Linked DNA regions of Homo sapiens: region 1 is linked to region 2. A link is an interaction called in ENCODE POLR2A ChIA-PET data of the cell type or tissue named here. Cell type or tissue: PC-9. All regions are shown on one strand. Links, peaks and the distances in the headings refer to the core of each region. The heading gives the core; the rest is flanking DNA. Region 1 has its middle 23 kb from the start of CERS4. Region 2 has its middle 7.9 kb from the start of CCL25.

Evidence for each region. ChIA-PET counts read pairs that join two places held together with the same protein. Peaks named below come from ENCODE experiments on the same cell type or tissue, not always from the same donor. Only the 100,000 strongest peaks of a DNase experiment are listed, where the experiment ranks them.
Region 1: POLR2A ChIA-PET joins it to region 2 with 16 read pairs; 5 of 35 experiments call an interaction of 5 or more read pairs at or near these places.

What each region holds. Positions count from the first base shown.
Region 1 is chr19:8,179,080-8,194,632 of GRCh38, reverse strand. No RefSeq gene overlaps it. Among named protein-coding and RNA genes, the nearest start is that of CERS4, 23 kb to the left of the region's middle. RefSeq lists enhancers at 278-397, 688-777. In PC-9, for the core only: no CTCF peak of the experiment used is centred there; DNase peaks (open chromatin) are centred at 6,835 and 8,932.
Region 2 is chr19:8,037,052-8,052,604 of GRCh38, reverse strand. It overlaps a transcript of CCL25 not described here. Among named protein-coding and RNA genes, the nearest start is that of CCL25, 7.9 kb to the left of the region's middle. RefSeq lists silencers at 1,843-1,902, 2,203-2,292. In PC-9, for the core only: no CTCF peak of the experiment used is centred there; no DNase peak of the experiment used is centred there; H3K27me3 peaks cover 1,779 bases.

The DNA.
Region 1 (15,553 bases), core at 4,822-12,821, 140 kb before region 2:
TGGCTGGAGATAGGCTGGGGCATGTCAAGTCTGAACATTTAGAGTATGAACTAGACATAAGACAGCCCTGACTGGGCACGGTGGCTCATGCCTGTAATCTTAGCACTTTGGGAGGCTGAGGTGGGCAGATTGCCTGAGTTCAGGAGTTCGATACCAGCCTGGGCAACACGGTGAAACCCTATCTCTACTAAAATACAAAAAATTAGCCGGGCGTGGCGGCGTGTGCCTGTAATCCCAGCTACTCGGGAGGTTAAGGCAGGATAATTGCTTGAACCCGGGAAGCAGAGGTTGCAGTGAGCCGAGATGGTGCCACTGCACTCCAGCCTGGGTGACAGAGCGAGACTCCATCTCAAAAAAAATAAAAAAATAAAAAAATAAAAAATAAAAGAAATAGCCCTAACCCCACCCCCTTGTGACATCCCCAACTAGGCTGGACTTCCCCCATGTCTGCAACAGGCTGGGGCATCCTCCGGAAATGAGTGCGGGAGGGAGGCCAGGGCTGGGCCAGCAGAGTTGGGGGAGGGGATGGGAGTGCAGGGCTGGGGACACAGGAAGAGGCTGCAGGAAAAGAGGGGCAGTGTCCAAGCTCAGGGTCTCGGGACCTTTGGGGTTTCTGCCTTGTCCCCCTGCAACTCTGGAGGAGCAAGAGGCCTGGGGTTTCTCAGTTCTTTCCAGCCCAGGAGTCCCCTGGGGTGGCTCAGGGAGTGGGGACTTCCCTGGAGGAAAGGACCATGGAGTGAGCATCTAAACTTTTGCATTTGACTCAGAGCTTTGTCTCTTATTTTGTAAAACCCCAGTGTATGTGTGATATGTGTGCACTGACTACAAAAAAAAAAAAAAGAAAAAAGAAAGAAAAGAAACCTAGGCCAGGCACGGAGGCTCGTGCCTGTAATCCCAGCACTTTGGGAGGCCAAGGTGGGCGGATCACCTGAGGTCAGGAGTTTGAGACTAGCCTGGCCAACATGAGAAAACCCCATCTCTACCAAAAATACAAAAATTAGCTGGGCTTGGTGGCGGGTGCCTGTAATCCCAGCTACTCAGGATGCTGAGGCAGGAGAATCGCTTGAACCTGGGAGGCAGAGACTGCAGTGAGCTGAGATCATGCCACTGCACTCCAGCCTGGGCAACAGAGCGAGACTCAGTCTTAAAAAAAAAAAAAAAAAAACGAAAAACCCAAAAAACCTACTATCCCCATATATAACCAATTTGTGCTGTGCACCAACAAGAACCTGCTTTAAATTTCCATTGCAATTTACAACCCCCATATTATACCAGGCAAGGTTAGTGGCTGTTGAAAATACCACCAGGACAGGGCTATCTAAAGACACATTCAGTAGTGCATTAACTGTACAAAAAAAAAAAAAGACACTGTGTAGTTTCAAAACAAATCTTACACAGCCTTACATTTCAATTTTTTCTTTTCTTTCTTTTTTTTTTTTTTGAGACTGGGTCTCACACTGTCGCCCAGGCTAGTGTACAGTGGCGTGATCTCAGCTTGCTGCAACCTCCGCCTCACAGGTTCAAGCGATTCTCCTGCCTCAGGCTCACGAGTAGCTGGGACTACAGGCACAAGCCACCACGCCCGGCTAATTTTTGTATTATTAGTAGAGATGGGGTTTCACTATGTTGGCCAGGCTGGTCTTGAACTCCTCACCTTGTGATTCACCCACCTCGGCCTCCCAAAGTGCTGGGAGTACAGGCATGAGCCACTGTGCCCGGCCTCAGTTTTTTTCTTTAAAAAGAGTGAATTGTGTACAAGGGGGTTAAATGCTTAATGGAAAAGAAAAATGAAAGAAAGAAAGAAGAAAAAGAAAGAAAGAAAGAACGAAGGAAAAAGGAAGGAAGGAAGGAACTGCTAGAACCAACTTATTCATCATCGTCTTCTTAATCTTCCCAGCCCAAAGCCTCCTGGGCCCCTAGATCCGGGTAGGGGTGGGAGGGAGGGTCTGAAGGAGAGGGATGCTTCCCAGAGCAGAGGCATTCAAGCTGAATCTCAAAGAACAAGAATGTGCCAGGGGCAGTCAGGCAATTATGCAAAGCTGACTGCAGGTGCAAAGGCCCAGAAGTTGGAAGCTGCACCTTCAGGGCCCAAGGTTAATGATGTGAGAAGCAGCAAGAGCAGGTAGAGATCAGGCTGCAAGACAACCAGAGCTGAAGTAGAGAAAGTCCTTGGGAGTCTCAATAAAGACTTTGATCTAATCTTGGGGGTAATAGGGAGCCATGGGAGAGTTTAGAGCAGGAAGGAACATAGTCTTAGTTGTGTGCCCCAGGAATTCCCCTGGTTGCTTTATTTTCTTTTCTCTTTTTTTGTTTTTTATTTGAGACTCAGTCTCGCTGTGTTGCCCAGGCTGGAGTGCTGTGGCACGATCGTGGCTCAGGGCAAACTCCACCTTCTGGGTTCGAGCAATTCTCCTGCCTCAGCCTCCCAAGTAGCTGGGACTGAAGGCATGCACAACCATGCCAGGCTAATTTTTGTATTGTTACTAGAGATGGGGTTTCACTATGTTGGCCAGGCTGGTCTCAAACTCCTGACCTCAGGTGGTCCTCCCACCTTGGCCTCCCAAAGTGCTGGGATTACAGGTGTGAGCCACTGTGTGGGTCCTTCCTTCCTCCCTCCCTCCCTTCCTTCCTTCCTTCCCTCCCTCCCCTCCTTCTCCTCCTCCTCCTTCTGCTTCCTCTTCCTCTTCTTCTTCCTCTTCCTCTTCTTCTTCTTCTTCCTCTTCCTCTTCTTCTTCTTCCTCTTCCTCTTCCTCTTCTTCTTTCTCTCTCTCTCTTCTTTCTTTTTCTTGAGACAGGGTGTATTTGTCTTTGTCCAGTCTGGAGTGCAGTGTTACCATTGTAGCTCACTGCAGCCTCCAGCTCCCAGGCTCAAGTGATCCTCCTGCCTCAGCCTCCTGAGTAGCTGTGATTACAGGGGCATGCCACCTCATCTAATTTTTAAGTGATCCTCCTACCTGGGCTTCCCAAAGTGCTGAGATTATAGGCAAGAGCCACCATGCCTGGCCATTCCTGGTTGTTTTCTATCGGAGGGGCTGTAGGAGAGGGGGCAGGTAGGAGAAGTGAAGTCACCCAGTGCAGCGTGGGTAAGGTCTAAACAGGACAGAGGGGTGGAAGGAAGATAGGATAATTTTTTTTTTAATTTTTAGAAGCTTTTGTTTAAATATAGCACACATAAGGCCCAGCATGGTGGCTCATGCCTGTAATCCCAGCACTTTGGGAGGCTGAGGTGGGTAGATCGCTTAAGCCCAGGAATTTGAGATCAGCCTGGGTAACATGGCAAAACCCCATCTCTATCATAATACAAAAATTAGCCAGGCATGGTGGTGCACACCTGTAATCCCAGCTACTCGAGGGGGGCTGAAGTGAGAGGATCACTTGTGCCTGGGATTTGTAGTCAGTGGAGATTGTGCCACTGTACTCCAGCCTGAGTGATAGAGTGAGACCCTGTCTCAAAAACAAACAAAGAAGAAGAAGAAAGGAAGAAAAGTGTAGCACACTTTTAGTAAAGAAAACAATGCATAAATTCATAAATGTGGCCAGGTGTGGTGGCTTATGCTTGTAATCCTAGTACTTTGGGAGGCCGAGGCAGGCAGATCACCTGAGGTCAGGAGTTCAAGACCAGCCTGACCAACATGGTGAAACCCTGTCTCTACTAAAAATACAAAAATTAGCTGGGCATCCTGTAATCCCAGCTACTTGGGAGGCTGAGGCAGGAGAATTGCTGGAACCCAGGAGGTGGAGGCTGCAGTGAGCCGAGATCACACCCCTGCACTCCAGCCTGGGCGACAGAGCAAGACTCCATCTCAAAAAAAACAAAAACCAAAACAAACAACAACAACAAGAACAAAATCATAAATATATGCCTTAAGGAATTTTTATCATGTGAATGTAGGGTATAGCCAGGACCTAGATTAGGTCAAGAACAGAACATAGGCCGGGAGCTGTGGCTCACACCTGTAATCCCAACACTTTGGGCGGCCGAGGCAGGTGGATCACAAGGTCAAGAGGTTGAGACCATCCTGGCCGACATGGTGAAACCCTGTCTCTACTAAAAATACAAAAAAATTAGCCGGGCATGGTGGTAGGCACCTGTAGTCCTAGCAACTTGGGAGACTGAGGCAGGAGAATCACTTGAACCTAGGAGGCAGAGGTTGCAGTGAGCCGAGATTGTACCACTGCACTCCAGCCTGGCTGACAGAGTGAGACTCTGTCTCAAAAAAAAAAAAAAAAAAAAAAGGCCGGGCACAGTGGCTCACACTTGTAATCCTAGCACTTTGGGAAGCCAGGCAGGTGGATCACGAGGTCAGGAGATTGAGACCATCCTGGCGAACATGGTGAAACCCCGTCTCTACTAAAAATACAAAAAAATTGGCTGGACATGGTGGCGGGCTCCTGTAGTCCCACCTACTTGGTAGGCTGAGGCAGGAGAATGGTGTGAACCCGGGAGGCGAAACTTGCAGTAAGCCGAGATCAAGCCACTGCACTCCAGCCTGGGCGACAGAGTGAGACTCTGTCTCAAAAAAAAAAAAACCAAAAAAAAAAAAAAAAAAACAACAGTCCAGGCGCGGTGGCTCTCGCCTGTAATCCCAGCACTTTGGGAGGCCGAGGCGGGTGGATCACAAGGTCAGGAGATCAAGACCATCCCGGCGAACACGGTGAAACCCTGTCTCTACTAAAAATACAAAAAAATTAGCCGGGCATGGTGGCAGGCACCTGTAGTCCCAGCTACTCGGGAGGCTGAGGCAGGAGAATGGCGTGAACCCGGGAGGCGGAACTTGCAGTGAGTGGAGATCATGCCACTGCACTCCAGCCTGGCCGACAGAGTGAGATTCCATCTCAAAAAAGGAAAAAAAAGAACAGAACATCACCAGCCCCTAGAAGTCCCCCATTGTACCCTGCCCTGCTACTCTCCACAAAGGGTAACCCCATTTTTTTTTTAAGAGATAGGGTCTTGCTGTGTCACCCAGGCTGTAGTGAAGTGGTGCGATCACGGCTCACTGCAGCCTTGACCTCCCAGGCTCAAGTGATCCTCCCACCTCAGCCCCCTAAGTAGCTGGGACTACAGGCACACACGCCATCACGCCCAGCAAATTTTTGCATTTCTTTGTAGGGATGGGTTTCACTATGTTGCCCAGGCTGGGTTGGAACTCCTGGCCTCAAGCAATCCTCATGCCTTAGCCTCCTAAAATGCTGGGATTATAGGTGCGAGCCACCGTGCCCAGCCCTTATCTTGATTTTTAACAGTCTAGAATCACTCTGTCTGCTATTTGAACATTATATAAATGAAAACAAGCAGGACGTTTCCTTTATGTTTGGTTTCTTTTGTGTAACACCAGGTTTGTGTGGTTCATCCATATTTTTGTAGGTTACAGTTATTGTTCCTTGCCATTTTTTTTTTGTTTTGTTTTCAGACAGTCTCGCTCTGTCACCCAAGCTGGAGTACCATCTCAGCTCACTGCAACCTCTGCCTCCCACGTTCAAGTGATTCTCCTGCCTCAGCCTCCCAAATAGCTGGGACCACAGGACTGTGTCACGACGCCCGGCTGATTTTTGTATTTTTAGTAGAGACAGGGTTTCACCATGCTGGCCAGGCTGGTCTCAAATTCCTGACCTCAAGTGATCCTCCCGCCTTGGCTTCCCAAAGTGCTGGGATTACAGGCATGAGACACCGCGTCCAGCCCGTTGCCATTTGGTATAGCAAGGTTTCTCAACTGCTGTTGACATTTGGAGCTGAATAATCTTTGTTCCTACACATTGTATGTATTTAGCGGCATCCCAGGCCTCTACTCACAGCGTGACAGTAACACTCCTCCCTTCGGTTCTGACAACGCAAAACATCGCTAGACATTGCCAAATATTCCCTTAGAAGCGATAAGATCACCACCCAGTCGACTAGACGTGGTGGCTCACGCCTGTAATCCCAGCACTTTGGGAGGCCAAGGCAGGTGGATCACCTGAGGTCGGGAGTTCGAGGCCAGCCTGACCAACATGGAGAAACCCCATTTCTACTAAAAACACAAACATTAGCCAGGCGCGGTGGTGCATGCCTGTAATCCCAGCTACTCAGAAGGCTTAGGAGGGAGAATCGCTTGAATTCGGGAGGCGGAGGTTGCGGTGAGCTGAGATCACACCATTGCACTCCAGCCCGGGCAACAAGAGTGAAACTCCGTCTCAAAAAAAAAAAAAAAAAAAAAAAAAAATCACCACCCGGTTGAGAACCGCTGTCTTCCCTTTTGTGAACTTACCACAGTTTATTTACCTAAACTTTTTTAGGCATTTGGGTTGTTTCCAATTTCTGGCTGTGATAAGCACAGGTGCTGTGAACATTCTGGCCAGTTTCTGGATGAATGCAACAATGTATATTCTTTAAGTTTATACTTAGGAGTAGAAATGCTGATTCATATTGTGTAGGTGTTTGTTCAGCTTTCTGGATATTGCCAGGGTTTTCCAAAGCGGTTGTACCATTTCACACGCTCTCCAGAGTGTGGGAGTATAACTTGATATTAAATTTTCTTTTTTTTTGAGATGGAGTCTTGCTCTGTCGACCAGGCTAGAGTGCAGTGGTGTGATCTCGGCTCACTGCAGACTCCGCCTCCTGGGTTCAAGTGATTCGCCTGCCTCAGCCTCCCGAGTAGCTGGAATTACAGGCACCCGCCACCGCACCCGACTAATTTTTGTATTTTTTAGTAGAGACGGGGTTGCACCATCTTGGCCAGGCTGGTCTCGAACTCCTGACCTCATGATCCACTGGCCTCGGCATCCCAAAGTGCTGGGATTACAGGCGTGAGCCACCACGCCCCGCTAGCATTTTGGGTTTCATGTGCATTTCTCTGATGACTCATGAGGTCAGCCCTCTTTCATTTATCAGCCATTTGGAGATCACCTTTTGTGAAAGACTCATTTGTCCTTTGGAGTTTTTGTCCTTTTCATTTTCTTTCTTTCCTTCCTTCCCTCCCTACCCTCCCTTTCTCTCTTCCTCTTCCTTCCTTTCTCTGTCTTCCTTCCTTCCTTCCTTTCTTTCTTTCCTTCTCTTTTTTCTTTTATTTGACAGAGTTTCACTCTTGTTGCCCAGGCTGGAGTGCAGTGGCACAATCTCAGCACACTGCAACCTCCGGCTCCTAGGTTCAAGTGATGCTCCTGCCTCAACCTCCCAAGTAGCTGAGATTACAGGCGCCCACCACCATGCACAGCTAGTTTTTGTGTTTTTAGTAGAGACGGGGTTTCACCATGTTGGCCAGGCTGGTCACAAAGTCCTGACCTCAGAGGATCAACCTTCCTTGGCCTCCCAAAGTGCTGGGATTACAGGCATGAGCCACTGTGCCTGGCCTCCTTTTCATTTATCGCTTTCCTTCCTTCTTTCCTTCCTTCCTTCCTTCCTTCCGTTGCTCTCTCTCTGTCTCTCTCTCTCTGTCACCCAGGCTGGAGTGCAGTGGTGCAATCATAGCTCACTGCAGCCTTGACCTCCTGGGCTCAAGTGATCTTCTTGCCTCAGCCTCTCGAATTGATGGGACTACAGGCACCTGCCACCATGTCCAGCTAATTTTTTGTAGAGACAGGAGTCTTGCTATGTTTTCCAGGCTGGTGTTGAACTCCTGGACTCAAGTGATCCTCCCACCTTGGCCTCCCAAAGTGCTGGGATGACAGTCATGAGTCACCCCACCTGGACCCACATATAACTTTTTTTCTTTTTTCTTTTTTTGAGACAGTCTCACTCTGTCATCCAGGCTGGAGTGCAATGGCACAATCCTGGCTCACTACAACCTCTGCCTCCTGGGTTCAAGGGATTCTCATGCCTCAGCCTCCAGAATAGCTGGACCACAGGTGCGTGCCACCACACCTGGCTAATTTTTGTATTTTTAGTAGAGACAGGGTTTTGCCATGTTGGCCAGGCTGTTCTTGAACTCCTGACCTCAAGTGATCTGCCAGCCTCCACCTCCCAAAGTGCTGGGATGACAGGCCACTGTGCCGAGCCCCTCACATATAACTTTTGACTCCTCAAAACTTAACTACTAGGTTGGGCTCGGTGGTTCACACCTGTCATCCCAGCACTTTGGGAGGCTGAGGCAGGAGGAATGCTTGAGTCCAGGAGTTCAATACCAGCCTGGACAACATAGCAAGACTCCATCTCTAAAAAAACTAAAAATTAGCTGGCCATGGTGGTGCATACCTGTGGTCCCAGCTACTCAAGAGCCTGAGGTGGGAAGATCACCTGAGCCCAGGAAGTCGAGGCTGCAGTCAGCCATGTTTACACCACTGCACTCCAGCCTAAGTGACGGGATAAAACCCCATCTCTAACAAAACAAAAACAAAAACAAAAACAAAAACAAAAAAGGCTGGGCGCAGTGGCTCACACCTGTAATCCCTAGCACTTTGGGAGGCCGAGGCGGGCAGATCACCTGAAGCCGGGAGTTGGAGACCAGCCTGACCAACATGGAGAAACCCTATCTCTACTAAAAATACAAAATTAGCCAGGCGTGGTGGCGCATGCCTGTAATACCAGCAACTTGGGAGGCCAAGGCAGGAGAATCACTTGAACCCAGGTGGTGGAGGTTGCAGTGAGCCAAGATCGCGCCATTGCACTCCAGCCTGGGCAGCAAGAACAAAACTCTGCCTCAAAAAAAAAAAAAAAAAAAAAAAAGAAAAGAAAAAAAGAAACTATCAGAACGTCCATCAATGAGGGAGTAGAGAAATGAAAGGAGAACGAAATGTAATGGTAAGGTAATGGAATATTAAACAGGAGTGAAAAGGAATAAGTAACTCTCCCTGTCTGTGTGTCTCTCTTTCTCTCTCTTGCCTTGCTCTCACTCTCACTCTCTCCAGCTCTACTCTATGTCAATATAAATGTATCTTAATGTGGTGCTGTTTCAAAAAGAAATTCAAGTTGTGCAATGTTAGTTTAGTGTGATACTGTTTATATAAATTTGAAACATAATAGCACTCTGGGTTGCTTATGGATACAATTCCACTTAAAAACAGATACAGATTAAGGAAGTAATGGCCTTTTTTTTTTTTTTTCCCCTGGGTACTTGTAGGTTTCAAATGTGTCTCCCTGCAGGGACCAAAGAGAGCAGGTCACTATAGGTCAGTGGCCAGGGGAGTCCAGGGGTCAGAGTGGGATGTGACTGAATGATCAGTATAGCCAAGGGATCAGTATGACTGAGGTAGCCAGAGAGACCACGTAGAAGGTAGACTTTTTATTTTTCTTTTGAGACAAGGTCCCACTCTGTTGCCCAGGCTGGAGTGTAGTGGCATGATCATAGCTCACTGCAGCCTCAATTTCCCAGGCTCAAGCCAGCTTCCCACCTCAGCCTTCCAAGTAGCTGGGACTACAGGTGTGCGCCACCATGCCTGGCGAATTTTTCTTTTCTTCCTTTTTAGAGAGAGTTTCCTGCTATGTTGCCCAGGCTGCAGGCTGGTCTCAAACTCCTGGGCTCCCAAAATGTTGGGATTACAGGCGTGAGCCATTGTGGCTGGTGGAAGGTAGCTTTTTTTCTTTTCTTTTCTTTTGCCAGAATCTCACTTTGTCTCCAAGGCTAGAGTGCAGTGGCATGAGCTCAGCTTACTGCAACCTCCGCCTCCCAGGTTCAAGCGATTCTTTTGCCTCAGCCTCCTGAGTAGCTGGAATTACAGGCATGGGCCACCGTATCCAGCTAATTTTTGTATTTTTAGTAGAGATGGGGTTTCACCTTGTTGGCCAGGCTGGTCTTGAACTCCTGACCTCAGGTGATCCTCTTGCCTCGTCCTCCCAAAGTGCTGGGATTACAGGCGTGAGCCACTGCCCAGGGCCGGAAGTTAGCTTTGATGCACCCATTTGTCCTGGAGCCCCAGGAACAAGGTGTGCTCTACCAGAAAGAGTGCAGATGGGATGTGGATTCTGGAAATCATATGTAGGATTTGCAACCTCGTGCATGGTTCTGAGTATCTGTAGCTTGCAGCAGGTCTAGATATGCCAACCCTTGATTCAGAGCTCAAAAGTCATCAGGGTCTTATGGGCCAGCTGAGGACAGCCAGGGGTCAGGCACCAGGATTTTCTTTTTTTTTTTTGCATTAAATCAATTTTTTAGGCTGGATGCAGCACCTCATACCTGTAATCCCAGCACTTTGGGAGGCCGAGGCGGCATTGCTTGAACCTAGGAGTTGGAGTCCAGCCTGGGCAATGTAGTGAGACCCTATCTATAAAAAAAAAAATTAAAATCTGGCTGGGCGCTGTGGCTCATGCCTGTAACGCCAGCACTTTGAGAGGCCGAGTCCAGCGGATCACATAAGGTCAGGATTTCAAGAGCAGCCCGGCCAACGTGGGGAAACCCCATCTCTATCAAAAATACAAAAATGACCTAGGTATGGTGGCGCATGCCTGTAATACCAGCTACTTGGGAGGCTGAGGCATAAGAATCACTTGAATCTGGGAGGCAGAGGTTGCAGTGAGCTGAGATCACACTACTGCACTCCAGCCTGGGCGACAGAGCAAGACTGTCTCAAAAAAAAAAAAAAAAAAAAAAAAAGAAAAAAAAAAAAAGAAAAGAAAAAGAAAAAGAAAAAGAAAAAAAAAAAGAAAAAAAAAATGCTGGATGGGGTGGCTCATGCCTGTAATCCCAGAACTTTGCGAGGCTGATGCAGGTGGATCACCTGAGGTCAGGAGTTTGAGACCAGCCTGGCCAATGTGGTGAAACCCCGTCTCTATTAAAAATACAAAAATTAGCCAGGCATGGTGGCGCACACCTGTGGTTCCAGGTCCTCGGGGGGCTGAGGCAGGAGAATTGCTTGAACCCAGGGGATGGAGGTTGCAGTGAGCCGAGATCCACTGCACTCCAGCCTGGGTGACAGAGCGAGACTCTGTCTCAAATAAAAAAAAAGAAAGAAAGAAAGAAAGAAAAAGAACAACTTCATCACCCCGTAAAATTCCCTTACACTGCCCGTTAGGAGTCACATCCTTCCTTCCTTCTCCTTGACAACCACTGATCGGCTCTCTGTCGCCATAATTTAGCCTTTCCGGGACTGTTGTATAAATGGAATCAGTCACACACTGGATAGCCTTGTGAGACTGGGTTCTTTCTTTCTTTTCTTTTTTTTTTTTGGATGGAGTTTCATTCTTGTTGCTCAGGCTGGAGTGCAATGGCACGATCTCGGCTCACTGCAACCTCCACCTCCTGGGTTCAAGCGATTCTCCTGCCTTAGCCTCCCGAGTAGCTGGGATTACAGGCATGCGCCACCATGCCCAGCTAACTTTGTATTTTTAGTAGAGACGGGGTTTCTCCATGTTGGCCAGGCTGGTCTCGAACTCCCGACCTCAGGTGATCTGCCCACCTCGGCCTCCCAAAGTGCTGGGACTTACAGGCGTGAGCCACCGCGCCCAGCGAGACTGGCTTCTTTCACTCAAGCAGAGGAAAACAGTATTTGTTTTCCCATGGGCTTTTTTTTTTTTAAGACAAGGTCTGGCTCTGTCACTGAGGCTGGAGTGCAGTGATGCAATCACAGCTCAGTGCCAACTCCACCTCCCAGGCTCAAGCCATCCTTCTGCCTCAGCCTCCCGAGTAGCTGGGACTACAGATGCACACCACCACACCTGGCTAATTTTTGTATTTTCTTTCTTTTTTTTTTTTTTGTAGAGATGGGGCCTTGCTATGTTGCTCAGGGTGGTCTCAAACTCCTGGGCTCAAGCGATCCTCCTGCCTTGGCCTCCCAAAGTGCTGGGATGACAGGCGTGAACCACTGCACCCAGCCCATAAACGTTCTGATTTATAGCAGTTCAGGTTTGCAGCAAAATTGAGTGGAAAGTACAGAGATTTCCCATATATCTACCCTGCTCCCCAAGCCCAGCCTCCTCCTTATCAATGTCCGCCACTAGAGTGGTGCATTGGTTATACTTGATGAATCTCCAGGGACCCGTCCTCATCACCCCGAGTCCACAGCCTACATTAGGGCTCACTTTTTTTTTTTTTTTTTTTTTGAGAAGGAGTTTTGCTCGGCTAGTTATATGTTTTTTTAGCCAGGCTCTTTCTCTGTCATCCAGGCTGGAGTGCAGTGGCACCATCACAGTTCACTGCAGTGTCGACCTCTCCAGCTCAAGCCATCCCCCTGCCTCAGCCTCCCTGAGTAGCTGGGATTACAGGTGCACCATCATGCCTGGATAATTAAAAAATTTTTTTAGGCTGGTCACAGTGGCTTACACCTGTAATTCCAGCACTTTGGGAGGCCAAGGTGGGCAGATCACTTGAGGTCAGGAGTTCGAGACCAGCCTGGCAAACTTGTTGGAACCCTGTTTCTACTAAAAATTCAAAAATTAGCCGGGCGTGGTGGCACGCACTTGTAGTCCCAGCTACTCAGGAGGCTGAGGCAGAATTGCTTGAACCTGGGAAGCGGAGGCTGCACTGAGCTAAGATAGCACTACTGCACTCCAGCCTGGGTGACAAGAGTGAGATTCTGTGTTAGAAGAAAAGAAAAGAAAAAATATATTGTAATTTAAATTAATTTATTTAGAGACATGGTCTTTCTCTGTCCCCCAGTCTGACCTGGAACTCCTAGGCTCAAGCAATCCTTCCACTTCAGCCTCCTGAGTATCTGGGACCACAGGCTTGTGCCACTGTGCCCAGCAAGAGCTCATTTATTTTAATTAATGAGTTCCCATTGTCTGAAAGTACCACTGTTTATTTATTCATTCAACTCCCGAAGGGCATCTTGGTTGCTTCCAAGTTTTATGCAATTATGAATAATACTGCTGTAAACATCCGTGTGCAGGTTTTGTTTTGTTTTGTTTTTTTGGTTTTGAGACAGAGTCTCACTCTCTCGCCCAGGCTGGAGTGCAGTGGCGCCATCTCGGCTCACTGCAAGCTCTGCCTCCTGGGTTCACGCCATTCTCCTGCCTCAGCCTCCCGAGTAGCTGGTACTACAGGCACCTGCCACCATGCCCGGCTAATTTTTTGTATATTTAGTAGAGACAGGGTTTCACCGTGTTAGCCAGGATGGTCTCGATCTCCTGACTTCGTGATCCTCCCGCCTCGGCCTCCCAAAGTGCTGGGATTACAGGCATGAGCCACCGCACCCGGCCAGTTTGTTTTTTTTTTTTTGAGTCGGAGTCTCCCTGTGTCGCCCAGGCTGGAGTGCAGTGGTGTGATCTCGGCTCACTGCAACCTCTGCCTCACGGGTTCAAGTGATTCTCCTGCCTCAGCCTCCTGAGTAGCTGGGACTACAGGCACATGCCACCACGCGCAGCTAATTTTTGTATTTTTAGTAGAGACAGGGTTTCACCATATTGGCCAGGCTGGTCTTGAACTCCTGACCTCGTGATCTGCCCGCCTCGGTCTCCCAAAGTGTTGGGATTACGGGTATGAGCCACTGCACCTGGCCCATGTGCGGGTTTTCTTGTAGACATGAGCTTTCAACTCGTTTGGGTAAATATCTAGGAGTGAAATTAATTGGTTATATGGTAAGAGTATGTTTAGTTTTGTAAGAAGCTGTCACACTGTCTTCTAGAGTGGCTGTACTGTTTGGCATTTCTCTCAGCAAAGAGTGAGATTTCCTGTTGCTATATAGGAAACATCTTTTTTTTTTTTTTTTTTTTTTGAGTCAGTCTTGCTTTGTCACCCAGGGTGGAGCACAGCGGTGTAATCTCAGCTTATTGCAACCTCCACTTCCCGGACTCAAGCACTTCTCATGCCTCACCCTCCCGAGTAGCTGGCATTACAGGCATGCACCACCACGCCCGGCTAATTTTTGTATTTTTAGTAGAGATGGGGTTTCACCATGTTGCCCAGGCTGATCTCGAACTCCTGGCCTCAAGTGATCCACCCACCTCGGCTCGCAAAGTGCTGGGATTACAGGCGTGAGCCACCACTCCTGGCCATATAGGCAACAAAATTTTTAATTACGGCAACATCTAGAAAAAAATGTTTTATCCTATATCCTGCATTTTTCTTTTTCTTTCTTTTTTTTTTTTTTTTGAGATGGAGTCTCACTCTGTCACCCAGGCTGGAGTGCAATGGTGCCATCTCGGCTCACTGCAACCTCTGCCTCCCAGGTTCAAGCAATTCTCCTGCCTCAGCCTCCCAAATAGCTGGGATTACAGGCTTGTGCCACCACACTCTGCTAATTTTTTGTATTTTTAGTAGATATGGGGTTTCACCATGTTGGCCAGGCTGGCCTTGGACACCTTGCCTCAAGTGATCCGCCTGCTTTGGCCTCCCAATATCCTGCTTTTTTCTGTAAAAATAGTATGAAAATATTTTACATATTGTTAAAGAAAATCTACAAACATTTTTCATAACTGCATATTGGATCTTATCACGTGATTGTACACAGCGTACCGGATACCTCAGGCTTTGCACTAACTGAATATTAAAATAACAATAACAGAAGCATTGTTATATGTAAATATTTGCCTATTTCTCATATTTCTTTCTCATGGATTCCCAGCAGTGGAAATACTGGCTGGAAAAAGGCAAACACGTTATGATTCTTGGTACATGTTGCCAAGAGCTCACCAGAAGCCTGAAATTTATGCTAAAAGCAGCAAGCTGGCCGGGCACAGTCGCTCATGCCTGTAATCCCAGCACTTTGGGAGGCTGAGGAGGGTGGATCACCTGAGGCCAGGAGTTTGAGACCAGCCTGGCCAACATGGCAAAACCCCATCTCTACTAAAAATACAAAAATGAGCTGGGCATGGTGGTGTGTGTCTGTAATCCTGGCTACTAGGGAGGCTGAGACAGGAGAATCACTTGAACCTGGGAGGCAGAGGTTGCAGTGAGCCGAAATTACGCCACTGCACTCCAGCCTGGACGACAAAGCAAAACTCTGTCAAAAAAAAAAAAAAAAAAAAAAAAGCTGCAAGCTGGGGTAAGAGTCTTCAGGAAAAAAAAAAAAAGGTTAGATTAAAATAGACAAAAGATGTCTCATTCTCTTTTCTTTTTTAGAGATAGAGTCTTACTGTGTTGCCCAGGCTGGGGTGCAGTGGAACTATCATAGCTCACAGAAGCCTCAGCCTCCTGGGTTCAAGTGATCCTCCCACCTCAGCTTCCCAAGTAGGTGGGATTACAGGCATGTGCGACCATACCCAGCTAATTTTTATTTTTTGCAGAGATGTGGTCTCACTACATTGCCCAAGTTGGTCTCAAACTCCTGGGCTCAAGTGATTCTCTCACCTTGGCCTCCCAAAGTGCTGGGATTACAGGCATGAGCCACAGCACCTGGCTAAGAATTCCTCTTTAAGTTTTAAAGAGAGACAACTCAGTACATTGCTTGACCATTTTGCCCTCTGCTCTTAAGCTTAGAAAATGCTTTCACATCTCAGAGATTTAAAATCCATTTCCAGCTGGGCACAGTGGCTCACGTCTGTAATCTCAGTACTCTGAGAGGCCAAGGCAGGCAAATCACTAGAGACCAGGAGTTTGAGACCAGCCTGGCCAACATGGTGAAACCCCGTCTCTACTAAAAAGACAAAAATTAGCTGGGCAAGGTGGCACATGCCTGTAATCGCAGCTACTCGGGAGGCTGAGGCAGGAGAATCGCTTGAACCCAGGAGGCAGATGTTGCAGTGAGCCGAGATTGTGCCACTGCACTC
Region 2 (15,553 bases), core at 3,374-11,373:
CTTGCCTCCCCACTCCCCATCCCAGGCCTCCCAGCCAGCACCCCTACTGTCTCCAGAAAGGGCCTTTTCCCCTGTTTCCCTCACCTGCACACACCTGGTGGACACTGGCTGCCTGCGAACAAGGCTCAGACTGCCTTGAGCCCCCAAACAAGCCCTTACCTTCATGCTCCCCCCGCCCTCAAGCCACCTGTTCCCTGGTGGGTCCCCAACTTCACTCCATTTCCCTCTCCTTCCACACCATGGTTAGGTAACTTAGCATGTCACAGAAATCCTCTGGTTGTGATCACAGGCAAATCCATAGAAACAGAAAGTAAATTAGCGGTGGCCACAGGATGGGGGGAGGGGAGAATGAAGGACTGACTGTGAGAGGGTATGGGTTTCCTTTTGTTCTGAAATTAGATGAGAGTGATGGTTACATAACTCTATGAATATAGTCAGCACGGCACAATGGTGCACCTCCCACCGGTGAACAACCCCAACAAGAAAGAAACTCTCTAGGCCAGGCATGGTGGCTCATGTCTGTAAGCCCAACACTTTGGGAGGCCGAGGCCAGAGGATTGCTTGAGCCCAGGAGCTCAAGACCACCCCGGGCAATATAGAGAGACCTGCGTCACTACAAAAATTTTTTAAAAAATTAGCCTGACGTAGTAGTGCATACCTGTAGTCCCAGCCACTCAGGAGGCTGAGGTGTGAGGATTGCTTGAGCCTTGGAGGTTGAGGCTGCAGTGAGCTGTGATCATGCCACTGCACTCCAGCCTGGGCAACAGAGCAAGACCCTGTCTCAAAAAATGGAAAAAAAAACGGTGGCCGGACACAGTGGCTCACACCTGTAATACCAGCACTTTGGGAGGCCGAGGCAGGCGGATCCTCTGAGGTCAGGAGTTCGAGACCAGCCTGGCCAACATGGCAAAACCCCATCTCTACTAAAATTACAAAAATTAGCCGAGTGTGGTGGGGGGGCACCTGTAATTCCAGCTACTCAGGAGGCTGAGGCAGGAGAATCGCTTGAACCCGGGAGGCGGAGGTTGCAGTGAGCCGAGATTGGGCCACTGCATTCCAGCCTGGGCGACAAGAGTGAAACTCTGTCTCAAAAAAAAAAAAAAAAAAAAAAACAAAAGAAAAAGAAAAAATGGAAGAAATGTTTTGTTTTTGGAAGAAAAGCCAGGAGCCCCGGGTAGCCATGCCCTCAGGAAGCAAAGCAACATTCACCGAGAAGGCATGTCTTTTTTTTTTTTCTTCTGAGACGGAGTCTTGCTCTTTTGCCCAGGCTGGAGTGCGGTGGCGCTGTCTCGGCTCACTGCAAGCTCCGTCTCCCGGGTTCACGCCATTCTCCTGCCTCAGCCTCCCGAGTAGCTGGGACTACAGGCTCCCGCCACCACGCCTGGCTAATTTTTTGTATTTTTAGTAGAGACGGGGTTTCACCATGTTAGCCAGGATGGGAGAAGGCATGTCTTCTTTCCCTGGGGCAGCAGGACCCAGCCAGGACACAGGGACTGGGGGAGACACGAGGTGAAGATTAGGGAGGGCGAAAGGAGCGCTGCAGAGGCCGCACAGCTGATTGCTTTAAACTTTTTATCGCCTGCATCCATAGCTACATCTGACCTCTGTGGGTATTTATCACATCCTAAACTCCTTTCTCATTTCTCCCCTTCCACTGGGAGCCCAGAGGCGGCGGCCCCTAGCCTACTTCCCTGTCCCAAACCACATGGCCGGGTGAGTGGGGCTTAGAGGTGGGGCCGGGCCTGGTGGGTGTGGCTTCTAGCCGGGGACGTGACTAGATAAATGACACTTAGAGCCCAGGGGCAGGGCTGGGTGGGCGTGGCTTATGGCTATGGGCGGGGCTTGCTATATGGCTCCGAGTCAGGGGCAGGGCAGAGTGAGTGGGATTTAAGACAGTGGGCGGAGCCTGACAGATGGCGCTTATGGTAAGGGGCCGGGCTTTGTAGGAGGGGCTTAGACTGGGGCGGGGCTTGCACGGTCAGCCCCGCCCCACCAGAGCAGTTAAGACGCGTCGGGGGCAGGTGCTCTCACCCGTCCCGTTGCTGCGGCCAGTGGCAGCCCACGGGCCGGGGCGCTGTTCCAGTTCCTCCGCCTCTTGCTCTGGGTGGGTGAGGCTGGACCAGGACGCGGCTCCGCGTGGCTGCGAGCGTGGGGAAGCGGCGTGGCGGGCTGGGGCCAGCCTCTCCGCTACGGCTCACTGCCCCCTACCTTCCCAACCCGCGGGCCGCGGCCAAGACGGTGTTACCCAGACTTGGGGGAGGTCCCCAACGTGAGTCTCCCTCCCTGCCTCACCCCTCACTGTTTGTCCCGCCGGCAGCCTTCACGGGGAGGAAGGGTTCCCAGTAAGGGGGCCCTCCAGGGACCAGCAAGCACGGAGCACTGGGGTGGGCGCGCTGGGGACCTGGGACCCAGGGGTTGGAGCAAGAAACGGGATGATCCCGGAGTTCTGAGGACCACAGTTGCTTTGAGTAAAGGCCAGACCTTCACAGTCGGGGCTGGACTGGCCTCTTCCACTCCTGCAGCAGCTGGGGGCATTAAGAGTAATCCGCTATCGGCCGGGAGCAGTGGTTCACACTTGTAATCCCAGCACTTTGGGAGGCCGAGGCGGGCGGATCACCTGAGGTCAGGAGTTCGAGATCAGCCTGGCCAACATGGTGAAACCCCATCTCTACTAAAAATACAAAAAAAAAAAAAAAATAGCCGGGCATGGTGGTGCGCACCTGTAATCCCAGCTACTTGGGAGGCTGAGGCAGGAGAATTGCTTGAACCCAGGAAGTGGAAGTTGCAGTGAGCCAAGATCTTGCCATTGCACTCCAGCCTGGGCAACAAGAGCAAAACTCCATCTCATAAAAAAATAAAAGAGCAGTCCGCTATCAGCAAGGGTCCTCTTCTCCGCCAGTGTGAAATCAGCACAGCTGGGGGGAACAAGTGCCCCCCACACCGACTTCTGTTCTGCACCTCTGATGATGGGAGCAGTTGAGGGTGGTCTCCATCCTGTAGCTCAGCCAAATTCAGAGACCAATACCCCAGAGCCTGCAGGGTTGGGTGGGTAGGCAGGTGTCTTTCTAGACAAGCCCAGTTGGTTGCAGTGGCCAGGTGGTGGGCAGGGGCGATGAGATGTTCTGGGAAGCCTGCACCAGCCACCACCACATCTGCCCTACCCAGTGGCAGGCACCTCTAGTGGGATGAAGGATGCTCCTGGGTGCTCACCATTGGCCCAACTGTGCAAAGGAGGAGATTGAGGGTCAGAGAAGCCAAGTTACTTACTTTTTTTGTTGGCCAGGAAAATCTAATTTTTATTTCTTAAATACTGTGAAGAAAAGGACAGTCCCCCAATGGGGAAGCGCCATAGAGCAGATGACTGGGAGGTCATCGGCAAAGGCTCAGGGGCACTGGGAGAACACTATGGGCAGAAGTGGGGGTCCTCCTGTAGTCACTTTTGCATATCAGACCCCAGCTGCCTGCAGCTCTCCTGAACTCTGGTGCCTCCAGGTCCCTGATGAGACTCTTGGCTTCTGATGGGCCCCCACTGCCCTGCATGGTCACGAGTCTTGTAGGGAGCAATCCACACCCCAGGAGCCCCGTCTGCCAGGCCTGGACTCCTGTTGTACCCACAGCTGCCTCTTTTTTTTTTTTTTTTCGAGACAGAGTCTTGCTCTGTTGCCCAGGCTGGAGTGCAGTGGCAGGATCTTGGCTTACTGCAACCTCCACCTCCCGGGTTGAAGCGATTCTCCTGCCTCAGCCTCCCGAGTAGCTGGGACTACAGGCGCCTACCACCATGTCTGGCTAATTTTTGTATTTTTAGGAGAGACTACATTTCACTATGTTGCCCAGGCTGGTCTCGAACTCCTGACCTCAAGTGACCTGCTGGCCTTGGCCTCCCAAAGTGCTGGGATTACAGGCTTGAGCCACCATGCCCAGCCTCCAGTTACCTCTTTTTAAAGAGAATTTGGTTATTTGAAAGATCTTTCTTCTTTTTTATGTAGGCATTTATTTATTGCTATAAACTTCCCTCTTAGAACCACTTTTGCTGCATTCATTGGTTTAGGTATATTGTATGTCCATTTCAGTTTGTCTCAAGTTTTTTGTTGTTGTTGTTTCTGTTTGTTTTATTTTGTTTTTAGAAACATCTCCCTCTATCACCCAGGCTGAGTGCAGTGGCACAATCGTAGCTCACTGCAGCCTCCAACTCAAGTGTTCCTCCCACCTTAGCCTCCCAAATAACTGGGACTACAGGTGAGCATCACCATGCCTGGCTAATTATTTTTATTTTTTGTAGAGATGGGGGGAGCGTCTCACTATGTTGCCCAGGCTGGTCTTGAACTCCTGGCTTCAGGTGATCCTCCTGCCTCAGCCACCAAAGTGTTGGGATTACAGGCGTGAGCCACTGCACCTGGCCTCAAGATATTTTTTAATTTCGTTTTAATTTCTTCTTTGACACATTGGTTGTTTAGGAGAGTGTTGTTGAATTCTCACGTGTGAATTTTCCAGAATTCCTCCTGTTATTGATCTCTAGTTTCGTATCACTGTGGTCAGAAAAGATACTTGATACAATCGCAATCTTACATTTGTTTTTTTGTTGTTGTTGTTGAGACGGAGTCTCACTCTGTTGCCCAGGCTGGAGTGCAGTGGCACCATCTCGGCTCACTGCAAGCTCCACCTCCCGGGTTCACGCCATTCTCCTGCCTCAGCCTCCCAAGTAGCTGGGACTACAGGCGCCCGCCACCACCACACCTGGCTAATTTTTTGTATTTTTAGTAGAGACGGGGTTTCACCATGTTGGTCAGGCTGGTCTCGATCTCCTGACCTCGTCATCCACCCGCCTTGACCTCCCAAAGTGCTGGGATTACAAGTGTGAGCCACCGCACCTGGCAATCTTACATTTGTTCAGGCTTGCTTTGTGGTCTAACATGATCTATCCTGGAGTATGTCCCCTGTGCACTTGAGGAGAATGTGCGTTCCGCTGCTGTCAAATGGAATGTTCTACATATGTCATTAGTTCCATTTGATCTACAGTGCATTTCAAATCCAATGTTTCCTTACTGATTATCTGCCTGGATCTGTTCGTTGCCTTTTTTTTTTTTTTTTTTTTTTTTAGACAGAGTCTCAGTTTGTCCACCAGGCTGGAGTACAGTGATGTTGTTATGGCTCACTGCAGCCTTGAACTCCTGGGCTCCAGCAATCCTCCTGCCTCAGCCTCCCAAGTAGCTGGGACTACAGATATGCACCACCACAACCCACAAATGTATATTTTTAATTTTGTGGCCTGTTGCCCAGGCTGGTGTTCATTGTTGAAAGTGCAGTACTATTCCTGTATTGCAGTTCAGATCTGTTCATATTTCCTTTATATATATTTCCTTTATATATTTAGGTGCTCTGATGTTAGGTGCATATATATATAATTGTTTTATCCTCTTGATGAACTGACCCCTTTTTCATTCTATAATGACCTTCTTCCTCTCATGTTAGAGTTTTGACTTAAAAAATATTTTATCTGATACAAGTACAGCTACCCCTGATCTCTTTCGGTTTTCATTTTCAAAGAATATCTTTTTGCCTCCCTTCACTTTCAGTCTATGTGTGTCTTTAAACCAGCTGCCTCTTGCTTTGGTCCAGATGCATAGTGGTTGCCCAGCAACCGGAGGAGGAGAAGGAGGAGGAGGAGGAGGAAGAGGAGGAGGAAGAGGAGGAGGAGGAGGAGGAGGAGAAGGAGGAGGAGAAGGAGGAGGAGAAGGAGGATGGGGAGGAGAAGGAGGAGGGGGAAGAGGAGGAGGGGGAGAAGGAGGAGGGGGAGGAGAAGGAGGAGGGGGAGGAGAAGGGGGGGGAGGAGAAGGAGGAGTGGGAAGAGAAGGAGGAGGAGGGGGAGGAGGAGGATGGGGAGGAGGAGGAGAAGGAGGAGGAAGGAAGAAGGGTTTTTCCAGGATGTCTTGCAAGCCCTTGGCCTGATGTTCGAGAATTTGGTTAACTCTAACCTGAACCCTAAGTCCCTGATGTAGCTGGCTCTGCTGGCTCCTGGAAAGTCAGTTCTGAGGGGATCCCCACCCCAGGCTAACCTGAGGCCTCTGTCTTCCAGGGGACAGCTGTAGCAGTGGCCTGGGCAGGGGCCGTGGTTCTCCAGAGGGATTCAGACTACTGGTATTACCGAGCTCATGACCTTGGCTTTCATCCTTGTACTTGTCCTGCCCCTGCAGGATGTGCGGGGGCCAGACAGCTGGGAAGAGTGACTGCCTGATCCTGGCCCTGCTGCCTTGGGCTAGAGGAGGGGTTGCATGGAGAGAGAGGGTGGCAGGCCTTGGGGAGAGGGTCCCATAGGGTCCTGAGTCCCTCTTTGAACGTGCTGAGCTCTACTCACCCTTTCCACATCTGTTTTCTGAGTATCCCTTATGTTCCAGCCACATGCGGGGCCCCAGGGTGCCCCAGGGTGACAGCAGTGAGCAAGCCGACACATTGCAACTATCAAAGATGATGATCGCTGGCTGGGCGTGGTGGCTCACACCTATAATCCCAACACTTTGAGAGGCCAAGGCAAGAGGATCACTTGAGCCCAGGAGTTCGAAACCAGCCTGGGCAACATAGTAAGACCCCCATTTCTACAAAAAAAAAAAAAAATTTTTTTTTTTTAAATAGCCAGGCAAAGTGACCGGCATCTATAGTCCCAGTTACTCAGGAGACTGGGGCAGGAGGATTGCTTGATCCCAGGAGTTCAAGGCTGCAGTGAGCTATGATTGCACCACTGCCTTCCAGCCTGGGCAACAGAGTAAGAACTCATCTCAAAAAAAAAAAAAAATGATGATGTTGATGTCACAGATGCCTCATGGAACATCTATGTGGGACCATTTGTTATTCATTCAATAAACACTTATTGAGCACCCTCTATGTGCCCAGCACTGAGCTGGGTGCTGGGGACAAGCAGTGAAGGAGTCAGTCCCACGTGCTCAGTGCCTAGTAGCATTGCAGACAAGAGAAGCAGCAAGTAATGAAGCAAGACATTCAGATGTGACTTTCTGCTGACAAGGAAAAACAAATTTTAATTTAAAAAAAATTTAAAAACAATTTTCAGATGAGGATCACTGTCACCAATGCTGGTGTGATTGGAAGAGACTAGGGATGGGCTGGATGCCGTTTTTTTTTTTTTTTTTTTTTTTTTTTTTTGAGACAGGGTCTCACTGTGTCACCCTGGCTGGAGTGCAGTGGTGCGATCTCGGCTCACTGCAACCTCCACCTCCTGGGCTCAAGTGATTCTCCCACTTCAGCCTCCTAAGTATTACAGGCATGTACCACCACGCCCAGCTAGTGGATGCCTTTAAAGAGAGTGGCTTGAGGTAACAAGAACCTTATTAGGTTAAAATTCATTCCTACTTTATAGGGAAAGAACAATCAACCGAGGCTGAGAGAGGTTACATTGCTTGACCAAGTAACTTGACTAAGTCGCTTGTCTCTAAACAAATTAATTAAGTAAGTAAAAACAGGTGCCCAGTGATGTGCAGAGAGCTGGAGACAGAAGGCAGATAATACCACTCTCCAAGTGGCCCTCACAGCTAATAGGAGGATTTTTTTTTCAAGATAATGTCTCTGATTTGTTTTTGGTTTTGGGTTTTTTTTTGTTTTTTGGTTTGTTTGTTTGTTTGTTTTTTGAAACAGAGTCTCACTCTGTTGCCAAGGCTGGAGTGCAGTGGTGCGATCTTGGCTCACTGCAACCTTCGCCTCCCAGGCTCAAGCAATTCTCCTGCCTCAGCCTCCCCAGTAGCTGGGATTACAGGCACGCACCACCACACCCGGCTAATTTTTGTATTTTTAGTAGAGATGGGGTCTCACCATGTTGGCCAGGCTGGTTCGAACTCCTGACCTCAAGCGATCCGCCTACCTTGGCCTCCCAAAGTGCTGGGATTACAGGCATGAACCACTGTGCCTGGCCGAGATAATGTTCCTGTTGCCCAGGCTGGAGTGCGGTGGTATGATCACAGCTCTCTGTAGTCTTGACCTCTGGATTCAAGCGATCCCCCTGCCTCAGCCCCACAAGTAGCTGGGACTACAGGCACATGCCATCATGCCCGACTAATTTTGTAACTTTTTGTAGAAACAGGGTCTCCTTATGTGGCCCAGGCTGGTCTTGAACTCCTGGGCTCAAGGGATCATCCCGCCTTGGCCTCCCAAAGTGCTGGGATTACAGGCCTGAGCCACCTTGCTCTGCCTTAGGCTGCCATGTCTCCTGATCAGACATTCCTGGAGGAACATCTGCATCAGGCTGTGGGGATGTGAAGGGCATCCCACCTGTCTCCAGGGGGACCTGCAGCTGAATGGTGACCTGAAGGACAACCTCGTGTTAGTCAGAGACCAGCAGGGCAGGACGCTAGAGGGAACTGCCAAGTGCAGAGTATCTGGGGCAGGAGGTGCGGGGGTGGATAGCGGAAGATGAGGTAGGCAGGGAGAAGCTATTTGGAGCCTCACGTGCCAAGCCCAGAAGGGTGACCTTCATCCAGAGGCCAAGAAGAAGCTGCCGAAAAGATTTATTTATTTTTATTTTTATTTTTGAGACAGAGTCCTGCGGCCCAGGCTGGAGTGCAGTGGCGTGATCTCGGCTCGCTGCAACCTCTGCCTCTTGGGTTCAAGCAATTCTCCTGCCTCAGCCTCCCGAGTAGCTGGGATTACAGACCCGTGCCATCACGCAGAGCTAATTTTTGTAATTTTAGTAGAGACGGGGTTTCACCATGTTGGCCAGGCTGGTCTCGAACTCCTGACCTCAGGTGATCCGCCCGCCTTGGCCTCCCAAAGTGCTGGGATTACAGGCATGAGCCACCGCACCCACCCTGAATAGATGTATTTAGTCAGGGGAGGGTTGTGGTCAGGTCTGCATCTGAGCTCTGCCAAGGTCATCTGGAAGATGCCGCAGAGGGTGAGGTGAGGGCAGGGAGATTCAACAGCCCAGGCATGGTAGGGCATGGTAGTGTGGACCTGTTGTCACAGCTATTCGGGAGGCTGAGGCAAGAGGACTGCTCGAGCTTAGGAGTTCAAGGTTGCAGTGGGCTATGATTGCACCACAGCACTCCAGCCTGGGCGACAGTTAGACTCTGCCTCTGAAAAAAATAAAAACAGGATGGGGCGCAGTGGCTCACACCTGTAATCCCAGCACTTTGGGAGGCCGAGGCGGGTGGATCATTTGAGGTCAAGAGTTCGAGACCAGCCTGACCAACATGGTGAAACCCCTGTCCCTACCAAAAATACAAAAATTAACCAGGCATGGTGACGGGTGCCTGTAATCCTAGCTACTCGGGAGGCTGAGGCAGGAGAATCACTTGAACCCGGGAGGTGGAGGTTGCAGTGAGCCAAGATTGCGCTGCGTGCTGCACTGCAGGCTGGGTGACAGAGCGAGACTCAGTCTCAAAAAATAATTAATTAAAAATAAAAAAAGAAAGTGGCATGCTGGACCCACTGGGTGAAGGTGGGCAGATCCTAGAATTAGGTCTCTCTTTCTGGAATGACGGGGGCGATCTGAGCCGCCTCCTTAGCTCCCTGGAGAATCAGACAAACCTCCCTCCCACTGCTACCTACTTCTCAAATGTGGGAACCCTGGCAGTCCAGTAGGCCGGCCATGCATACAAAGGGAACCCAGGAGGCTGTCAGTGCCTATAGGATTAGGGAATCTGTCTGCGCTTTCACCTCTGCTCCTCCAACCCGTCTTCCTGTGGTTCTTTTTCTGTTTTTTTTTTTTTTTTTTTTTGAGATGGAGTCTCACTCTGTTGCCCAGGCTGGAGTGCAGTGGCACAATCTCCGCTCACTGCAAGCTCTGCCTCCCGGGTTCACGCCATTCTCCTGCCTCAGTCTCCCAAGTAGCTGGGACTACAGGCGCCCGCCACCACGCACGGCTAATTTCTTTTTGTATTTTTAGTAGAGACGGGGTTTCACCGTGTTAGCCAGGATGGTCTCGATCTCCTGACCTCGTGATCTGCCCACCTCGGCCTCTCAAAGTGCTGGGATTACAGGCGTGAGCCACCGTGCCTGGCCCTTTTTAAGACAGATTCTTGCTCTGTTGCCCAGGCTGGAGTGCAGTGGCAGGATCTTGGCTCACTGCAACCTCTGCCTCCCGGGTTCAAGTGATTCTCCTGCCTCAGCCTCCTGAGTAGCTGGGATTACAGGTGCGCACCACCACACCTGGCTAATTTTTGCATTTTTGGTAGAGATGGGGTTTCACCATGTTGGCCAGGCTGGTCTGAAACTCCTGACCTCAAGTGATCCACCTGCCTCAGCCTCCTAAAGTGCTGGGATTACAGGCATGAGCCGCCGTGCCTGGCCAATATTTTCTTTTTCTTTTTCTTTTTTTTTCTTTTTTTTTGAGACAGAGTCTTGCTCTGTCACCCAGGCTGGAGTGCAGTGGTGTGATCTCGGCTCACTGCAAGCTCCGCCTCCCAGGTTCATGATATTCTCCTGCCTCAGCCTCCCAAGTAGCTGGGACTACAGGCACCCGCCACCATGCCCAGCTAATTTTTTGTATTTTTAGTAGAGACGGGGTTTCACCGTGTTAGCCAGGATGGTCTCGATCTCCTGACCTTGTGATCCGCCCGCCTCGGCCTCCCAAAGTGCTGGGATTACAGGCGTGAGCCACCGTGGCCTGGCCAATTTTTTGTTTTTAGAGACAGGGTCTCACTCTATCGCCCAGGCTGGAGTGCTGGTGTTATCACAGCTTGCTGGAGCCTCCAACTCCTGGGCTCAGACCATCTGCCCACTTTAGCCTCCCACAGTGCTGGGATTACTAGCATGAGCCACCTTCTCTGGCCTCTCCTGGTTGTTCTAAGCACGTGGATTCAGATCTGCCAGTTGCCCACTCAGTCCTGGGGGCGAGGTGCTGGAGAGGAGGCTGGGGAGGAAGATTGGGTCACCACGGTTCCTCTTTCCTGCCTCTTCTCTCACGGCACCTGCTGTTCCCCCAGGGCTCCCACCTCCGCTTGTCTCCTGCTGAGCCTTTGCCCTAGTAGCGCACTCTGCCTGGCAAGCCCTCCCTCTGCCCATCTCCAGGCAGCCAGCATGGCTGGGATTATGTATTCAGCTTCGAGCTCTGACACCCTGTCACCCTGGGCCACATGTTGGGACCGCCCTATTCTTTCTTTTTTTTTTTTTTTTGAGACGGAGTCTCACTCTTTTGACCAGGCTGGAGTGCAGTGGCATGATCTCAACTCACTGCAACCTCCACCTCCCGGGTTCAAGCAGTTTTCTGCCTCAGCCTCCCGAGCAGCTGGGATTACAGGTGCCTGCCACCACGCCTGGCTAATTTTTGTATTTTTAGTAGAGATGGGGTTTCACCATCTTGGCCATGCTGGTCTCAAGTCCTGACCATGTGATCCACCCGCCTCGGCCTCCCAGAGTGCTGGGATTATAGGCGTGAGTCACCTGCCTGGCCGGGACTGCCCTATTCATCTCTGTCTGCCCCTGAAATCTTATTGTGTACGTGCCTCCACTTCAAGGCCATCAAACCTCATGGAAGGGATGTACTTCAGTCATCCCTTTGCCTGTGATGTTCCCCTTCCCCACCAATAGAGGCTGAGCAAGCACCTCAGACTTGAGAGTGGACCAAGCCTCCTTGCTGCAGGCCCCCAAGTGCCCAAGGGAGCTCTCAGCTTGTCCAGCCCTTCACAGGCCTATAAACTCTTCTCAGTCCTGGCTGGGTGCAGTGGCTTATGCCTGTAATCCCAGAACTTTGGGAGACCGAGGCGGGTGGATCACTTGAGGTCAGGAGTTCGAGACCACCCTGGCCAATATAGCGAAACCCCATCTCTACTAAAAATACAAAAAAAAAAAAAAAAGCGAAACCCAGGCCAGGCACAGTGGCTCATACCTGTAATCCCAGCACTTTGGGAGGCCGAGGTGGGTAGATCATGAGGTCAGGAGTTTGAGACCAGCCTGATCAACATGGTGAAACCCCGTCTCTACAAAAAATACAAAAATTAGATGGTCGTGGTGGTACGTGCCTGTAATCTCAGCTATTCAGGAGGCTGAGGCAGGAGAATCGCTTGAACCTGGGAGGCAGAGGTTGCAGTGAGCCGAGATCGTGCTACTGCACTCCAGCCTGGGCGACAGAGCAACAGGACTACAGAGCAAGACTCTGTCTCAAAAAAAAAAAAAAAAAAAAAAAAAGCGAAACCCCATCTCTACTAAAAATACAAAAATATTAGCATGCATGGTGGTTTGTGCCTGTAATCCCAGCTACTCAGGAGGCTGAGGCAGAAGAATCACTTGAACCCAGGAGGCGGAGGTTGCAGTGAGCCAAGATTGTGCCATTGCACTCCAATCTGGGTGACAAGAGAAAAATTCTGTCTCAAAAAAATAAAATAAAAATAAAAATAAAAATAAAATTAAAAAAAACTCTTGTCAGGCCCCCCTTTCCCCCAGCTTTCCCACTTCCCCCTACACCCCACACTTACTTGTGTGCCTCCCTTGTTCTGGGCTAATTTCATGTGCATTGTTGCAATAGATGCTTACAGTGACACATTAAGGTAAACAATATACTTATTCCCATTCTACACATGAGGAATTTGTGATTTGATCAGGGTAGCCAAGCCAAGTATTGTTGTTACTTTTTTGAGACAGAGTCTCACTCTGTCACCCAGGCTGGAGTGCAGTGGTGTAATCTCAGCTCACTGCAACCTCCACTTCCCTGGTTCAAGTGATTCCCCTGCCTCAGCCTCCTGAGTAGCTGGGATTACAGGCGCCCACCACCACACCTGGCTAATTTTTGTATTTTTAGGAGAGACATTTTTCCTGACCTCAAGTGATCCATCCGCCTTGGCCTCCCAAAATGCTGGGAGTATAGACGTGAGCCACCATACCTGGCCCCAAGTGTTTTTTTTGTTTTGTTTGGCTTTGTTTTAAAAAAATAAAATAAGCCTGGCCATGGTGGATTACAGCACTTTGGGAGGCCGAGGTGGGCAGATCACCTGAGGTCAGGAGTTTGAGACCAGCCTGGCCAACATGGTGAAACCCCATCTCTACCAAAAATACAAAAATTAGCTGGGCCGTGGTGGTGCATACCTGTAGTCCCAGCTACTCAGGAGGCTAAGGCAGGATAATCGCTTGAACCCGGAGGCAGAGTTTGCAGTGAGCTGAGATCATGCTACTGTACTCCAGCCTGGGCAACAGAGCAGAGTCTGTCTCAAAAAATAAATAAATAAATAAGTAAATAAATAAATAAATAAATAAATAAATAAATAAAAAGCAATGATTTTCCCTTTGTGGGTCTGGGGGTCACCTGTAGCCCCACTGGAACTTGCTCCAGGCTGTGAGTTGGATTTGCATCTGTTCCATGTGACTTTTCATTCAGAGGCTTCAGGGCCCATATTTGTTTTTTTGTTTTTGAGATGGAGTTTCATTCTTTCCCAGCCCCCCAAGTAGCTGGGATTACAGGCATCCGCCACCGTGCCCAGCTAATTTTTTTGTATTTTTAGTAGAGACAGAGTTTTACCATGGTAAGCAGGCTGGTCTCGAACTCCTGACCTCAGGTGACCCATCAGGGCCCATATTTGTTTCATGGCAAGGTGACATGCAAGCAGAGTGGCGGGACCACGTGATGCTTCCTCAGCCTTTGTCTCCGATCTGATGAGGGTCACTTCCATGCAGGTTCCATTGGCCAAAACAAGTCATATGGCCACACCCTAAGCTGGAGAATGGGGAGTGCACCCCACCCACAGGGAGCAGTGATCAGGGGAGGAAGAGAGGAAGATGTGTTGTCTTAGTCTCTTTGTGCTGATATAACAAAATGCCTGAGGCCAGGTAATCTGTCAATAATAGAAGTTTATTGCTTACAGTTCTAGAGGCTGGGAAGTCCAAGATGGAGTTACTGGAGGATTCAGTACCTGGGTGAGGGCTCATTCTCTCCTCCCAAGGTGGAGCCTTCTTGCTGCACCCTCACACAGCAGAAAGGTAAAAAGGACCTACCTGCTCCCCTTCAACCCCCCTCTCTTGCTTTTTTTAGAGACAGGGTCTTGCTATGTTGCCCAGGCTGGAGTGCAGGGGTGTGATCATAGTTCAATGTAACCTTGACTCCTGGGCTCATGCAATCATCAAGTCCTCAGCCTCCCAAGGAGCTAGGACTACAGGAGCATGCCACCACACCCAGCTAACTTTTTTGTTTTTTGCAAAGATGGGGACTTGCTGTGTTTCCCAGGCTGCTCTCAGACTTCTGGCTTCAAGCAATCCTTCCCTCCTCAGCCTCCCAAAGTGCTGGGATTTCAGGCATGAGCCACCTCACCCAGCCTTTTCTAATGAGATTAATCCCATTCATGAGGGCAGAGTTCTCATGACCTAATCATGTTCCAAAGGCTGTACCTTCTAATACTAACACCTTGGGTTTTTAGTTCCAATGTATGAATTTTGGAGGGACACATACATTTAAACAAAGGCAATTGTGAACAAATGATACCATCCACCACAGTCATGTAAAGTCCATGATGAATGTTCCTGATTGGCAGGTAGGGCTTCTCTGAGGGCTGTTTCCAGAACACAGGTCCCTTCCGTCTTCTGGCTCTGCCATCTTTAACATATAGCTCCCAAGGTCACCAGCTTGGAGAGCTTGGAGAGTGAACCACCATGTTGGCCAGGCTGGTCTTGAACTCCTAGCCTCAGGTGGTCCACCCGCCTCGGCCTCCCAAAGTGCTGGGATTACAGGCATGAGCCACTGCTCCCGGCCTGTTCCTTATTTTTTATTTATTGTTGATATTTTGAATAGTAGAAGTCAAGATGTAGCCGACTTTGAAATGCTTCCCAGCCAGGCACGGTGGCTGCCACCTGTAATCCCAGCACTTTGGGAAGCCGAGGTGGAAGGGTCACTTGAACCCAGGAGTTTGAGACCAGCCTGGGCAACACAGTGAGACTTTGTCTCTACAAAAAATTTAAAAATTAGCCAGGTGTGGTGGCACACATCTGTGATCCCAGCTACTTGGGAGGTTGAAGTAGGAGGATCACCTGAGCCTAGGAGTTCAAGACCAGCCTGAGCAACATAGCAGAACCCCATCTTTAAAAAAAAAATGAGCAGGGCATAGTTGTACACATCTGCAGTCCCAGCTACTAGGGAGGCTGAGGCAGAAGGATTGCTTGAGCCTGGAAAGTTGAGGCTGCAGTGAGCTGTGATTGCACCACTGCACTACAGCCTGGGCTACAGAACAAGACTCTGTCTCAAAAAAGAAGGAAAGAGGAAGAAAGAAAGAAAGGAAGGAAGGAAGGAAGGAAAGAGAGAGAGAGAGAAAGAGAAAGAAGGAAGGAAGGAAAGAGAGAGAAAGGAAGGAAGGAAGGGAGAGAGAAAGAAAGAAAAGAGAAAAGAGAAAGAAGAAGCTGGGCACAGTGGCTCACGCCTGTAATCCCAGCACTTTTGGAGGCTGAGGCAAGCAGATCACTTGAGGTCAGGAGTTTGAGAGCAGCCTGGCCTATATGGTGAAACCCCATCTGTGCTAAAAAATATACAAAAATTAGCCAGGTGTGGTGGTGTGCGCCTGTTGTCCCAGCTACTTGGGAGGCTGAGGCAGGAGAATTGTTGAACCCGGGAGGTAGAGGTTGCAGTGAGCTGAGATGG